Regions from separate parts of the Homo sapiens genome. Here region 1 is linked to region 2. A link is a loop called in an ENCODE intact Hi-C map of the cell type or tissue named here. Cell type or tissue: K562. All regions are shown on one strand. Region 1 holds the start of SAA4 (serum amyloid A4, constitutive). Region 2 overlaps TSG101 (tumor susceptibility 101).

Region 1 (8,000 bases), 290 kb before region 2:
CTCTGTCATACAAGCTGGAGTACAATGGAGTGATCATAGCTTACTACAGCCTTGACCTCCTGGGCTCAAGCAGTACTCTAGCCTCAGCCTCCCAAGTAGCTGGGAATACAGGCACATGCCATCATGTCTGGCTAATTTTTTTGGTTTTTAGTAAAGATGAGGTTTCACTATGTTGCCTAGCTGGTCTTGAACTCCTGGGCTCAAGCGATCCTCCTGCCTCAGCTTCCCAAAAGGCTAGGATTACAGGCATAAGCCACCACACTCAGCCCACAATGTACCTTCTCCATAAGGAAAGAGCTCACTGGGGGACAAGGCCTAGAGGCAGAGAGTGGACAGGATGCAATGAATTGGGCAGTACAAAGTCTGTATACAGAGAGGCCTGGAAACTGCAACAAAATAAACTGTGAGGCCCTGAAGAAGAAGTGGGAATTTGGGGGTAGAAGTCCAATCTGAGATACAGAGGAGACTGATGGAAGACTGCCCAGGGCTGTGCCAGAGCCATGACTCCAGCCACTCAGAAGCCCAGGATGATGGTCAGTGCTTTGCCGGCTTAGGCTTACTCAGGAGGGGAAGCTGGGGCCGAAAATGACCAGAGAAGCTTGGCTTGGGTCATGTGAGGAGCCTGCATAGTTACAGGCCAGCTGGGAGTCCTTGGTCCCCCTCAGTCACAGGCTCATCTGCCATGGTGCTGTTTATCTTCCATATGGCCTCAGATGACCATTCTTCCCAGAAAGTCTGCCTCAATGTTCCCAGTTTCCACCAACAAATTCAATTTGACAAACATTTATTGAACACCTCTAGGTGCCCTATACCAGTTCCTGGGGACACAAAGCTCAGTGACCCTGTGTCCCTGTCTGGGGGGAGAAGTGTGTGGCTCACAGCCCAGTTTCCCTGAGAGCAGAGGAGCAGGAAGCTCAGTATTTCTTAGGCAGGCCGTCAGGTCTGAAGCGGTCGGGGTCTTTGCCACTCCGGCCCCATTCCTCAGCTTTCTCGTTGGACTTCGAGTCCTCCAATACAGTGCTGCTGTTTCCAAATAAATAGCAGTCTATTAATCCCTGAAGATAGACCCTGGAACGGCTGCAACCCAAAGAAAGGAGACAGGAGATTAATCTCTTGACTCACCTGCTCACCTGAGACAGCTCCACCTGCTAACTCCCTCCTCTTCTCCCACCCAAGTAATGACTGAGAGGAGGCTGGAAAACTCAAGGAAAGGGGAAGAAAACTATCAATCTTCTTGGGCAAAGGCCTAAGTCTACTGATACTTGCGCTCTGCAACAGAGTGCTTTCCCTTTTTTTTTTTTTTTTTTTTTTTTGAGACAGGGTCTCATTCTGTTGCCCAGGCTGGAGTGCAGTGGCTCAATCATGGGTCACTGCAGCCTCGACCTCCTGGGTTCAAGGGATCTCCCACTTCAGCCTCCTGAGTAGCTGGGACTACGGTGCATGCCACCACGCCTGGCTAATTTCTTTTATTTTCTGTAGAGATAAGAGTCTTGCTATGTTGCCTAGGCTGCTCTTAAATCCCTGGGCCCAAGAGATCCTCCCACCTTGTCCTCCCAAAGAGTTGGAATTACAGGTGTGAGCCCCTGCACCCAGCCCCTGCAACAGTGTGCTTTCAAGACCTCTCCTCAGTTCTTACTTTCCCTTGTGGGTGAAAGGAGACATGTCTTCACCAGCCTTGCTCTGGCTCTGCCAGCCACCCAGACCCCAGGAGTATGTGGAGGAGGGGAAAGAGCCACAGGTTCTCCTGACTCTCAAGACAGATAGGCACTGCTGGCCTCTCACTGGAGTCCCCGGGAATCTGTGTTACCTGATGAGTTTAGCAGCCCAGACACCCCCAGGTCCTCTTTGGGCAGCATCATAGTTTCCCCGAGCATAGAGATATCTGTTTGAATTTTGGTGATTGGATATCATTATGTCCCAATAGGCTCTGCCCATGTCCCCAACCCCTGGAAAGAAAAAAAATGACAAAAATGAACCCAGTGACATACTGGAGAAATGTAGAAATGAACATTTTCCACTGATTTCCAGATTTTGGCCCTTGACAAAATAATCCTTTGAAATCATACGTGGAGATAAACATTACTTCCTGTGAACAGCTTCCCTGAGTAACTGTAAGGAAGGTGCTTTTCCATGGATTACATTGAATTGTATTGGTTGGCAGTTGTCATGCCCTGGGCTACATCTTACATGGGTCTGTGTGTGCTGTGTACAAAGAGGGGACGCTCATGTGAGGAATGCTTTTCCATGGATTACATTGAATTGAATTGGTTGGCAGTTGTCATGCCCTGGGCTACATCTTACATGGGTCTGTGTGTACTGTGTACAAAGAGGGGATGCTCATGTGAGGAATGTCACAATGGAGAATAGTACTACAGATGTAAGATCCAGGGACATTACAAGGGACTTGGTGAGAAGAGGAGGGGGCTGCACATCTACCATAGCCCATAAGAAAAATACATCCTTACCAGCTGAGTGAGGACAACTAGGACTTGAATAAATCTGACTGCTATGGGCATAAATGGCACAAGAAAGCCGAGGGAATGGGCAGTACGTGATGAGGTGGAATGACCTGAGAGAGCTTCATAGGACCTGGATAATCAGACTTATCATGAAGGGCATGAATGTAAATGTTTAACTCTCTGCCCTGACAATTAAGTGTCAGTTTCCACATTCTTCAGTTGGGGGGAATCATACCTACCTCCCTGGTGGACTAAATGAGAAGATAAAATGAGGTAACATACATAAAATGCCTAGCATATTGGAATACTTGATGCAAATTGGATTCCTGTTCCTATTAGTGAAGGGCAGTAGTGACAATAAGATACCACTATACACCCAACAGAATGATAAAAATTTTTAAAACTGACAATATAAATTGTGGGCAAAAATGTGGAACAACTGGAACTCTCATAATTGTTTTGGGTTTTGTTTTTTGTTTTGTTTAGTCACAGTCTCCCTCTGTCACCCAGGCTGGAGTGCAGTGGTGTGATCATGGTTTTCTGCAGCCTTGATCTCCTGGGCTCAAGTGATCATCCCACCTCAGTCTCCTGAGTAGCTGGGACTACAGGCACCTAATAACACACCCAGCTAATTTTTTTTTTTTTTTTGGTAGAGATGGGGTCTCACTTTGTTGCTCGGGCTGGTCTCAAACTCCTGGCCTCAAGTGATCCTCCTGCCTTAGCCTCCCAAAGTGCTGGGATTACGAGTGTGAGTCATCATGCCCAGCTCTCGTAATTGTTCATGGAAGTGTAAATTGGTACAATTTTGGGAAGCTGTTTGCTGGTATCTACGAAAGCTAAATTGACATGACTATACCTTATGACTCTACATTTCCATTCCTGAGTGTATACCCACAACAGAAACGAGGGCTTATGTACACTAAAGTACATGTACACCAATGTTTATTACAGGTTTAGCCATGATAGCATAAAACTTTAAAAAGCCTAATTATCCAATAATGTAGGATAAATTGTGATATCAGTATACAATGGAATACTATGTAGCAATGAAAAAGAACAAAATATTAATACACATGACAAATGCTGTCATGTATATTAGTATGTCGTAATGTTGAGTGAAACAAAGCCGGATACAAAAGACATATTCTGTATGATTTCTTTTATTCAAAGATCAAACACAGGGACACTAATCAACAATGATAGAGGTAAGAATAGGAGTTACCTTTCGTGAGGGTTGTTAACTGGAAGAGGGCATGAGAGACCCATCCGGGGTGTGTGAAATGTTTGACATCTTGATCTGATGGTGTAATATGGATGTTTGTATGTGTAAAAACCTCATCAAGCTATACTGTGTACTATATGTAAGTTATATATCATTTTAAAGTTTTTAAAAAGATTAGTGGAAAAATAGATGTTTGAAACAGGTCTAAGCCAGGAAGAGCTATAGAAAATGTCTATCAGTGCCTGTGTTGTTCAATCAATAAATATTTTTGAGTTCTGCTGTGGTTTACGTGTTACCAAGTTCTTTAAACCAACTCACTTGGAAAAAAGAAAAGCTGTGATAAATAGTTTTAATTGTTACTTAGGTACTGTGTTCTAAGGGATATTTCTCACTAACTTCATGTATTATTTTGTGTCTGTAATTTTGTCAAATAGTTTATCTCTGGCATGGCATGACTGTCCTTTCTCTGATGCATGCTTTATGTTCATTCTATGTTTTCCAGATCTACTAGCAAGAGTTTTCTCCAAGCATCTGACAGATTCTGTCACTGGGTGACAGAAAAACCCAAGACAGTTGTTCTCATTGGCATTGTGCTTAAAGTAACCTGGGGAGTTTTTCAAATGCTATTCCTAGTCCCACTTCACTTCTAAGATTCTGACTCAGTAACTATGAGAAGAGGCTTCAGAGTGTACTTTTAAAACAAACACCGGCCGATTTAAATGCTGGTGGACCATACAACAAATTCTGAAATACACTGACCTAAGGGAAAAGATATTCTCTACTATGTGCAGAAAAACTTAGTACATGCTACCAAAACTTTTTAAAAACTATTTATAGAATATCATTTTTAAAAGCACAAAATGCAGAAAAAATGAAAATTTATAAAATTTCAATTGAAAAATTACAAAAAATTCAACTACAAAATTAATAACAACACATGAAGTTCAAAGTATTGCATAACCTGACAAACATAGTTTTCCCATTTTAACAGCTAGTCAATAAGATTCGTTTCCCATCCAGAATGGCAGAAGTCAGTTTCCCAGCCGTATCTCAGCCCTCCTGTGGCTAATCAGTAGAAATTTGCTCTTTTTATTTATGGATAGAAGTTAGGGCTTAATTTTCATAAGCTCTGCATCCCAAGCATTGGCCATTTGCTTGGGTACAGGATGGGATTTCTCTACTCTCTGCTAGGCATGTCTCAGTCTTGGAGTATAATTGTGAACTCAGTATATTCCCTGAGGTGGATGAGCTAAATAAACATCATGCCCTGAGAAATCTGCCATCTGTAAATTTCCGCAGTGGGAGATAACCCCCTGGAAGTTTTTATCCTTCTGCACTCTACACCAAGAGTACAGGCTGGGCCCAAAGCATCTTTAACCTCTCGTCTGGAAACCCCAAGGGAGGGTGATAAATCAGACCAGCCTAGAGGAAGAAACAGATACAGAAAACCACACTCCTGCTCTGACCTCTGTGTGGCTTCTCTAAGGAGCACTCACATCCAGTGAGTATGTGGCCCCTGCTCAGAATGAATCCTGGGTATGTGCCCTCCATCCTCCAGAGTTCTTACCTTGGAGAGCCTCCTTGAAAAACGAACGCCAGCTTTCACTGGTGACTCCCATGACCAAGGAGCAGAAAACAATGCCTGTGAAAAGCCTCATTGTGCTGAAGAGAAAGAAAGACAGGGGCAGAGGATCATAAAAAAAAACACAGATCTATGTTTTGAGGACTGAATTTCTTTCCTTTTTTTCTTTCTTTTTTTCCTTTTCTTTCTTTCTCCTTCCTTTCTTTCTTTCCTCCCTTTCTTTCTTTCTTTTTTTTTTCCTATTGCCCAGGCTAAAGTGCAATGATATGATTAAGGCTTACTGCAGCCTCGACCTTCTGGGCTCAAGTGATCCTCCCACCTCAGCCTCCTGAGTATTAAGGACTACAAACGTGCACCATCACACTCAGCTAATTTTTTTTTTTTTTTTTTTGGTAGAGACAAGGTCTTGGTATGTATGTTCGGCCCAGGCTAGTCTCGAACTCCTGGCCTCAAGCAATCTTCCTACCTCAACCTCCCAAAGGATTACAGGCATGAGCCACTGTGCCAGCCAAAGGACTGAATTTGAAAGACTAATTCCCCATTTCCATTTGTTTGTATGAGAATCATAACTGCATGAAAGATTGAAACGGGTTTTAAGAAGAAGCATAAACCCTTAATTCTCAGCCCAGATCTCTAGAAAGAATAAGAGGATTCCAACGTGTTATTTGGTCTGTGGTCAATTTGTCACCCAATACAGCAGACTAAAGTCAATCAAGAAGCATTTCCTGAGTTCCTACTCTCCTCAGCACTGACCCCGTAATGAGGTAGAAAACACAGTTTCTCTCCAATTGAAATTTGACAATTATGTGAGAAAAGGATCTCAAAAGAGTCAAATAAGAGAAATTACTCCTTGGAAGAAACCTCACCTGTGGACCTTTCTCCAGATGAAATTTCAGTAAAGGCAGAGCTGCTGGTATCTTCTGGCCGTGGAGCTATAGTTGGTACCTCTGCTGGCTTTGGCATTAATGGGAGAACGGTTTTAAATCCAACAACCTGCCTTGCCAAAGTCCTTTTTGCTCAATTCTTTGGGTATTTTAAAAATTAACATATTGGGTAATAGTGTTTCCTTATCTAGAAGTAGTTTTCCAAATTGGGTCATCAAGGTATTTATTTTCTGGCAGTTTTTCTTAATTGCCACTTTTCCCTCTTTTTAGTTTCCTGTATCACAGAAGAGTTGTATTTGCAAAATCCAGTGTGGGAAGACAGAGGTCTTTCTCCACTTTCTTCTCTTTGTGTCTTTCCATTCTTAACTGTTTAGTAGGAGGTCTTCCCAAAAAATTGCACATAGATATTATGCTGTAGGAAGTGATCAATATTATTAGCAAAAGAGATGTTTGCTTGTCTCTTGTGACTTCTCTCTAAAGAATGTAAGGACACAGAACAAGCAAGACTTGACTGTACCATTCATGGGATGAGGTAATGATTCTGGGAGAATACAAGGACAGGAATAACACCAGAAGATCAAGGGTGAAGGCCTTTGAGGCATAAAAACTCTTTTTTCATATAAATATGTATTATTCTGCACTTTCTTTTAAACTTACTATTTATTGGAAGTCTTTCCATGTCGGGCTTGTTGCTTTTTTTTTTTTTTTTTTTACAGCTACACAGTATTCCATTGCATGGATGGACCATAATTTATACAATATTAATGGCTGTTTTGACAGTTATTAACCTTTTGATATTACAAATAATGGTGCATTTATTAACCTTGTACATATGTCTCTTGCACATGTACAAATATATCTCTAGGATAAATTCCTACAGAAGAAACTCCATGGTGAAAAAGTATCAGATTTTATAAATTTTTTGTTTGTTTGTTTGAGACAGAGTCTCACTCTGTCCCCCAGGCTGGAGTGCAGTGGCATGATCTCAGCTCACTGCAACCTCCACCTCCGGGGTTCAAGAGATTCCCCTGCCTCGGCCTCTTGAGTAGCTGGGATTATAGGCACATGCCACCACATCAGGCTAATTTTTCTATTTTTAAGAGAGACGGGATTTCGCCATGTTGGCCAGGCTAGTCTCGACCCACTTACCTCAAATGATCTGCCCACCTCGGCTTCCCAAAGTGCTAGGATTACAGGCATGAGCCAACGTCCCTGGCCCTAGATTTTATAAATTTTTATATGTTGCAAATTGCCTTCCATGAGGGCTGTATCAATCTCTACTCCCACCAGAAATGAGTGAAAGAACTTGGTTCCACATTGTCTCTCACACAGTATACTCTCAAACTTTTTGGTCTTTGAAATTGTGAGTAAAATAAAACTCAAAGTAATTTTAATTTACATTTCTCTTATTATGATTTTGGTTTCACATCTTTCCACATGTTTAAGAGCTATTTCTATTTTCTAGGAATTGTGAATTCATACCTTCATATCAAAGTAGTCATTTTTTACTGGTTTATTGTGTTTTTATTTATCACATTAGAGAAACTTTTTATATACAGGGAAAATGAGTATGTTATCTAGGATATGAGTTACAAATATTTTTCCCAGCTTATTTATCTTCTGATTATGATGGCTTATGTTCTGCCAAAGAAATTATTTATGTTCTTGTCTTTATTAATATTTTCTTTAGTTGTCTTCTCAATTTCATAGTATTTGAAGAGCTTTCCCTACTTTGTTTTTTTGTGGTTTTCTTAAACTCAAATGTTTTTATTTCATTCCTTTTTAAAAATTTTTTGTGGGTACATAGTAGGTGTATATAATTATGGGGTACATGAGATATTTTGGTACAGCCA
Region 2 (8,000 bases):
TACAAGACTTTATAATGGAGTCTTTGTCAGTTTTGATAAATGTATTTATTCTTTTATATGCAGTAAAAACTATAAAATTCTAGCTCCAACCATTTTTCTCCCCACTGAAGCCATTTAAAAACTAACTTTAATTTTGGTAATGTGAGGCCTTTGTAGTTCAAAATACCATTGTACATATAGTATGCAGACAGAAATAAGGTAGGCTGAGATGAGAAGGAATCGTGTCCTAGGTTTGGAAGAGGACTTTGGGTTCATGTCTTTATTGTTCAGGAAATGCAGAACTGATTGCCCCTCTGTTGCTTCCCACCTCTCTTCACCAGTTTCCTAATGTTTTCAAAGCCTTGGAAGCAAATGAAATTTAGAAAGTCTCAGCTACAAAATTCAGTTCCTTGCTTTCAGAGCTAAGGGACTCACAATGGACAAGCAGCAGCATGGGTTTTCCCTCGGCCCTGGCATATTATTTTCAAGGAGACAGGGTTGAAGAAATTATGTTAGGATTTGGTAGGGACAGAAAAGACTATTTTAAAATAAGGAAAACTCCAAGCGTTGTCTTGCCTTACAACTTTGTCTCAATAGAAAGTAGAGACAAACTGTTATGCTTACCTACTCTACAGAATTAAAGACCACATTAAATAACATTTTCCTCATCTATAAAATGAAAGGGACAGTCCAGAGTATAGTTTCGCAAAATGTGTTCCTGAAAATATAAAGAGACACTATGGGGGCAGGGAGGTTCAGCAGTTAAATAACTTTAGGATGTATTATACAATATATTCTTGCTCGTCTCGGTGATACACAACACATTAGCATACTAAAGGCTCTGATAAATCTTCATGCAATGAAACTCAATTTTGTTTAATCCATAAGTTGCTCAAGCTTAACTATAGAATTCTGCCTCTACCCCTGTTCCCAGCATAACTAAGGGTCTACAGACAACACTTTGGGAAATGGACTAAATTATCTTTAACATCCCCTCCTAGGTTTAAATTTGCATAGTTCTATGTTAGAGGTTTTGTTTTTTATTTTTTTGAGACAGGTTCTTGCTCTGTTGCCCAGGCTGGAGTGCAGTGGCCCGATCTCGGCTCACTGCAACCTCTGCCTCCTGGACTGCCTCCTGGACTCAAGCAATCCTTCCACCTCAGCCTCCTGGGTAGCTGGGACTACAGGAGCACCAGGCCAACTTTAAGTATTTTTTTGTTGAGACGAGGTTTCACCATATTGCCCAGGCTGGTCTCAACCTCCTGGGCTCAGTGGTCCACCCACCTCAGCCTCCCAAAGTGCTGGGATTACAGAAATGAGCCACCACATCCAGGTACAGTATTTTTTTTTAACATAAAAAACTAAAACTAAAGAAATATGAAATGTTTTTATTAGATCTTCTAATTTGCTACCCTCCAACAGTTTTATTAGGCGGTGGTGCAATCCCACAATTGAAAAATCCACAAACCTCAAATGGAAAAAATTACAATCATTAACAAAGAGAGTAAACTCAAAGTATAGAAATTGCTATTTTTACTGCATAAACTCACCATATGAATCCAAAACAGGTTTGAGATCTTTGTATAGAGTAATAACATTGACAGTTTCACGTACAGTTAGGTCTCTGTATTTGTACTGAAAAGCAAAATCGCATAAGAATTTAGTTTAAAACCAATGCATATATTTTACAGCTGGATGAATTTTCTTAAAATCTCTTCCACTAATTGTTAACATTAATGAAAGCCTGAAAGAACCTAAAAAACCCATAATACTATTATCACACTAAAATAATCACTATTTTCTTAACATCAGTAAATATCTATAGTCTCAAGTCATGTTTTTTATGTTCTCAGTTTGAATCAGGATCCAAATAAAGTCCACACATTGCATTGGTTAAAACGTCTCAATAATTTATATTATTTAACTCACCATTAATAGCTTTTTAAAGATATAATTCACATACCATATAATTCACACATTTAAAGAGTATAGTTCAATGGTTTTTAGTACATTTGGAGTTGTGTAACCACCACCATAATCAACTTCAGAACATTTTCACCATCCCTAAAAAGAAATCCATACCCTTTAGCAATCACCCCCCATTCTACTTGTCCCCAGCCTTCATCCTAGACAACCACGAATTTACTTTGTCTCTACAGATTTGCTTATTCATACAATGTGATCTTTCATGACTAAATTATTTCACTTAGCATGTTTTTGAGATTATCCACGTTGTAGCATTTATCTGTATTTCACTCCTTTTATTTATTTTGGAGACAGGGTCTCGCTCTGTCGCCCAGGATGAAGTAGAGTGGCACAATCACAGCTCACTGTAACCTCGAACTCCTGGGCTCAAGTGATTCTCCTGCCTCAGCCTCCCAAGTATACAGAACTACAGGCATGTGCCATCATGCCCAGCTAATTTATTTTTATTTTTGTAAAGACAGGGTCTTGCTATGTTGCCCAGGCTGGTCTCCAACTCCTGACCTCAAGCAATCCTCCTGCCTCAGGCTCCCAAAGTGTTGGGATTTACAGGCACGTATGGCCCACTTCTTACTGAACATTTTATTCACCTACTGTTCAGCTGAAAAATACTTAACTGATGGGCACATCTCTTTTTTGCTCCTTAGAATTTATTTCTTAAAGAAATTTGTTCATTTGTCCTACAGAGGCTCTCACAGTTTGGAATGTGTTAATTGTATCCCTTTAGTATAGTTTCATAGATATATGTTTCTGTGAGTTAGTTGGATCTAGAGGTTATTTTCATGATTACAAAATTTCCGGCCAGGCGTGGTGGCTTACACTTGTAATCCTAGCATTTTGGGAGGCCGAGGCAGGCGGATCACGAGGTCAGGAGTTCGAGACCAGCCTGGCCAACACAGTGAAACCCCATCTCTACTAAAAATACAAAAATTATCTGGGCGTGGTGGTCCGCACCTATAATCCCAGCTACTCAGGAGGCTGAGGCAGGAGAATCGCTTGAACCCAGGAGGCAGAGGTTGCAGTGAGCCGAGATCGTGCCCTTGCACTCCAGCCTGGGTGACAGAGCTAGACTCCGTCTTGGAAAAAAAAAAAAAAAATTTGCTTTTATATTTTTCTCCTCTTCTCTGGTAAGATCACTTCATAGAGGATAACGTTTTTTCATCATGGAGCACAATATATCTGAGTATCTCTGTGATATCAGCAACCACTGATGCTCAACGTCTAGAGACCTGGTCTCTTCAAATCCACTCCAATTAGGCTTCTACACTCAGCATTTCACTGAAATTGTTCATTAAGGTCACCAATAACTGCCACATGATATGTAATGACCAATTCTACCTTTGTCTTACTTCACCTGTCAGCAGTATTTGACCAAGCTGATTCAGCAATATTTGACCAAACTGATTCCTTTTTTTTTTTTTTTTTTTTTTTTTTTGAGATAGGGTCTCACTCTGTCGCTCAGGCTACAGTGCAGTGGTATGATCATGGCTCACTTCAGCCTCAACCTCCTGGACTCAAGTGATACTCCCACCACCGCCTCCCAAGTAGCTGGGACTACAGGCATGCACCATCACACCTGGATAATTTTTAAATTTTTCATAGAGACAGGATCTCACTATGTTGCCCAAGCTGTTCTCAAACTCCTGGAAGTGATCCTCTCAACTCAGCCTTCCAAAGTGTTGGTATTACAGGTATGAACCACTGCACCTGGCCCCTTCCTTTTTTTTTTTTTTTTTTTTTTTTTTGAGACAGCATGTGGCTGTCACCCAGGCTGGAGTGCGGTGGTGTGATCTCAGTTCACTGCAACCTCCACCTCCCAGGCTCAAGCAATCCTCCCATCTCAGCCTTCCAAGTAGCTGGGACTACAGGTATGCGCCACAGTGTTTGGCTAATTTTTGTATATTTTTGATAGAGCTGGATTTTAGCATGTTGCCCAGGCTAGTCTTGAATTTCTAGACTCAAGCAATCTGTCCACCTCAGCCTCCCACAGTGTTGGGATTACAGGCATGAGCCATCATGCCCAGCTCCCTTTCTCTTAAAACATGTTCTTCATTTGATTTCCAGGACATCAACTGTTCTCCTGCACTCTGTGCCTGTGCCTTCTCAGTCTCTTTGCTGGTTCGTTCTCTTATCCTAACCAATTATTATTGAGCACAGGCTAAGTCCTTGGTCTTCTTCTCTATCTAAACTCATTCCTTTGATCTCCCTCATGGTTGAAAATTAATTTATATGTTGAAACCCTTAAATTAAAATTTTCCAATCTTAACCTCTTCTCTGAACTCCAGAAAACATATATACAATTACCAATTTGACATTTCCCTTGGATATCTAATAAATGTCAAATTGAACATGACCAAAACTGAACTCCTCATCTTCTCCCCAAATTTACTTCTCCAGTGTCTTCCATATGTGTATACATACATATCCTTCCAGGTGCTCAGGCCAAAAACCATGACATTATCCTTGATGCCCTCTCTTTTCTTCACATCCACAGCAAATCTGTCAAAATATCCTGTTAGCTTTGCCTTCAAAATACATCCGGAATCTCCACAGCTACAGTCCTGGTCTAAGCCACCAGCACCTCTCACCTAGATTACTGCAACAGCCTCCTTACGTGTCTCTGCCTCCATCGTTAACCCCCTACAGTCTAGTCTCAGCATAGCATCTAGAGTAATATTGCTAACAGCTGAAACACAGCAACGGCTTTTCATCATACTCCAAGTAAATGCCAAGGTCCTTACAATGGCCTGCAAGGCCCTCCAAACCTCCCATACCATTGATGCTGTCTAGACCCATACCACCACTTTCCTCCCTTGCTCACTCCAGTCTAGCCACCATACCCTCCTTTGTTGTTCCTCTATCATGCATGACAAACTTCTGTCTATGAGTCTTTGCATTTGTTTTTCCTTCCTTCTGAAATGTTCTTACCCCAGATTGTTCCAGGTTTGTTTTTTTCTTGACAGGATCTTGCTCTGTCACCCAAGCTGGAGTACAGTGGTGTGATCACAGCTCACTGCAACCTCAAACTCCTGGGCTCAAGTGATCCTCCCATCTCAGCCTCCCAACCAGCTGGGATTAGAGGTATGCACCACGCCTGGCTAATTTTTTTATATTTTTAGTAGAGAAGAGACAAGGTCATGCTATGTTGCCCAGGCTGGTCTGGAACTCCTGGCCTCAATGTGATCCTCTAGCTTCCGCCTCCCAAAATGTTTGGATTTCAGGTGTAAGCCCCATGTCAAGCACACAGTTTCTTTACCTCTCTCAGGTGAGCTCAAGTAGATTTTTTCAGAAAGACCTCTCTTTACTATCAGATATAAAACGGTGACTCATCCCATTTCCACACCCTAGCATTCCCCATTTCTTCCCTGCTTTATTTTCTCTAAAGCACTTATCACTTTCCAACGTACTTCTTGATGTATTTATTGAGTTGTTTATTGCCTTCTATAAGAATTTAAATTCCAGAAGCACAGTTTCTTTGTCTGATTGTTCACTGTTGCATCCCTAGAACCTAAAACAGTGAGGGACATATCAATCTTTATTTTATTATTTTTATTTATTTATTTGTTTTTGAGATGGATTCTCGCTTTGTCACCCAGGCTGGAGTGCAGTGGCGTGATCTCAGCTCACTGCAACCTCTGCCTCCCAGGTTCAGGCAATTCTCCTTTCTCAGCTTCCCGAGTAGCTGGGATTACAGGCGTGCGCCACCATGTCTGGCTAATTTTGTATTTTTAGTAGAGATGGGGTTTCACCATCTTGGCCAGTCTGGTCCAAAACTCCTGACCTCAAGTGATCCGCCCACCTCAGCCTCCCAAAGTGCTGAGATTACAGGCATGAGCCATTGCACCTGGCCAATTTTGTTATAGTTTAAAATGTTTATTTTTTACTTTTTGAGACAGGTTCTCTGTCATAGCTCACTGTAACCTTGAACTCCTGGGCTTAAGTGATCCTCCTGCTTCTGCTTCTCAAGTAGCTAGGACTACAGGTGCAAGCCACGAAGTCTGGCTGATTTTTAAATTTTCTGTAGAGACAGAGTCTAGCTATGTTGCCCAGGCTGATCCTGAACTCCTGGCCTCAAGTGGATTCTCCCATCTCTACCTCCCAAAGTATTGGGATTACAGGCATGAGCCACCACACCAGGCCCACAGTTTTCTTCTACTCATTTAGCAGTGACTGTGCCTCTAGAAATGCTGTAGATAAACTATGTAAAAATATAAGTGGCTGTATGTATGAAACATCTAAAGTGGGAAGTTGTTTCTGTAAAAGAAGAAGGACTAATCTGGTATAAATATATCTGTTAATTGCAAAAATAACAGAGAAAGGTGTTGAAAGTTATGTTGAAGTTGGGAGCTAAGATAATGCTCAAGGGAAAAAAAGACCTTTTATAATAAACACATAAAACATAAGGCAGGTGGCCAGAGTACCATGATGTGTGTGGAGAGCCTACAATCAGATAAAGAGAAAACAATAATGACCTTCACCCTAGCTATGTGTTCAGGGTCCTGGCTAACAATTCTTACATCAGACCACACCAGCTGAAAGGAAAACATTTGAAGCCCTTCTTTAGGAGGAAGGAGCCCCACAACTGCTTCTATTACTTTACTTCCTATTCTTACCTGTCTAAAATTCATAGGTTGGACAGTACTAATGCTGATGCTCAGAATCGTCATAATCACATACAGGAGTCTCAATTTTCCAGATATTGAGTCAAGGACCAAAAGGCAGGTAGGATGCCCTCTCCCACCTCTTCCCTACCTCTGTTTTTGTTTCTAAAGTAATCACAGGTTGGGTGGAGGGGAAGGCAGGTAGAGGTATAAAATATCTTCTGAACATGCCTTGCCTTTGTCTTTGATGGCAGGTTTCTCTAGGGAAGCTTAGGAAACTTAATTAGGGTATAAAAAATAAGCTAATATTTGAATATTCTTGCTCTTTATATGAATATACATACATTAAGGAATAAATCTTTTTTTTTTTTTTTTTGAGATGGAGTCTTGCTCAGCCACCCAGGCTGGAGTGCAGTGGCCTGATCTCGACTCACTGCAACCACCGTCTCCCAGGTTCAAGCGATTCTCCCATCTCAGCCTCCCGAGTAGGCTGGGATTACAGGCACCCGCCATCATGCCCGGCTAATTTTTGTATTTTAGGAGACGGGGTTTCACCATGTTGATCAGGCTGGTCTTGAACTCGTGACCTCAGGTGATCCACCCGCCTTGGCCTCCCAAAGTGCTAGGATTACAGGCGTAAGCCACTGCGCCCAGCCCAAGGACTAAATCTTAATGACTATGCTATCAATTTAAAGATCAAAAATGTCATGGAGGCCAGGTGTGGTGGCTCACGCCTGTATTCCCATCATTTTGGGAAGCCAAAGCGGTGGATCACTGAGGTCTGGAGTTTAAGACCAGCCTGGCCAACATGGTGAAATCCCGTCTCTACTAAAAATACAACAATCAGCTGTGTGAAGTGGTGGGCACCTGTAATCCCCAGCTACTTGGGAGGCTAAGGCAGGAGAATCGCTTGAACCTGGGAGGCGGAGATTGCAGTGAGCCAAGATCGTGCCACTGCACTCCAGCCTGGGTGACAGAGCAAGACTCTAAAAAAAAAAAAAAAAAAAAAAGAGTCATGGAACAGATACTCTTCAGTTACATACTATGTAAAACAATATACCGTTTTTTTCAAAAAGTGATATATAAAAGTTACAACATGGATCTTTACCTGGGTCACAATCTTCTATGGCTTCCCATATGTCTTCTATAACTAAGGATAACAAGTTTATCAAAACAAAACCAAGAAGCCTAAAATATACGATTACACAACCAATATATGCTTTATTTTGAAAGCTGTCATTTTCTCCTTAGAGATTATTTGGTCTTCAATCAAGAACTATGGGGGCGATTTAACTGGAAAAAGTCTGTTTTTAAAAAAGTTTTACACATAATAGTGTGTTTTATTAAAAATTGAAACCGCTTAAACCGCTGATTGCTACCATTCTTGCTTTGACAAAACTATCCCAAGCTAACACGTTGAACTGGTCAAGACTCAAC

The links. A loop is a pair of places that touch in the nucleus more often than their neighbours do. Peaks named below come from ENCODE experiments on the same cell type or tissue, not always from the same donor. Only the 100,000 strongest peaks of a DNase experiment are listed, where the experiment ranks them.
Region 1: it touches region 2 in a loop (2.7-fold over the local background); 16 of 110 quality-filtered maps call a loop at or near these places.

Annotation. Positions count from the first base shown.
Region 1 is chr11:18,230,588-18,238,587 of GRCh38, forward strand. SAA2-SAA4 (SAA2-SAA4 readthrough) reads right to left here. Exons shown (of 6, transcript NM_001199744.2): 4 at 5,249-5,343; 5 at 1,808-1,946; 6 at 768-1,077. The coding sequence ends at 915. SAA4 (serum amyloid A4, constitutive) reads right to left here and starts at 6,215. Exons shown (of 4, transcript NM_006512.4): 1 at 6,130-6,215; 2 at 5,249-5,343; 3 at 1,808-1,946; 4 at 768-1,077. The coding sequence starts at 5,339. The coding sequence ends at 915. It also overlaps a transcript of SAA2 not described here. In K562, no CTCF peak of the experiment used is centred here; no DNase peak of the experiment used is centred here; H3K27me3 peaks cover 964 bases.
Region 2 is chr11:18,517,990-18,525,989 of GRCh38, forward strand. It overlaps TSG101 (tumor susceptibility 101), which reads right to left. Exons shown (of 10, transcript NM_006292.4): 2 at 1,530-1,614. Among named protein-coding and RNA genes, the nearest start is that of TSG101, 5.0 kb to the right of the region's middle. In K562, a CTCF peak has its summit at 4,588; a DNase peak (open chromatin) is centred at 4,612; H3K4me3 peaks cover 347 bases.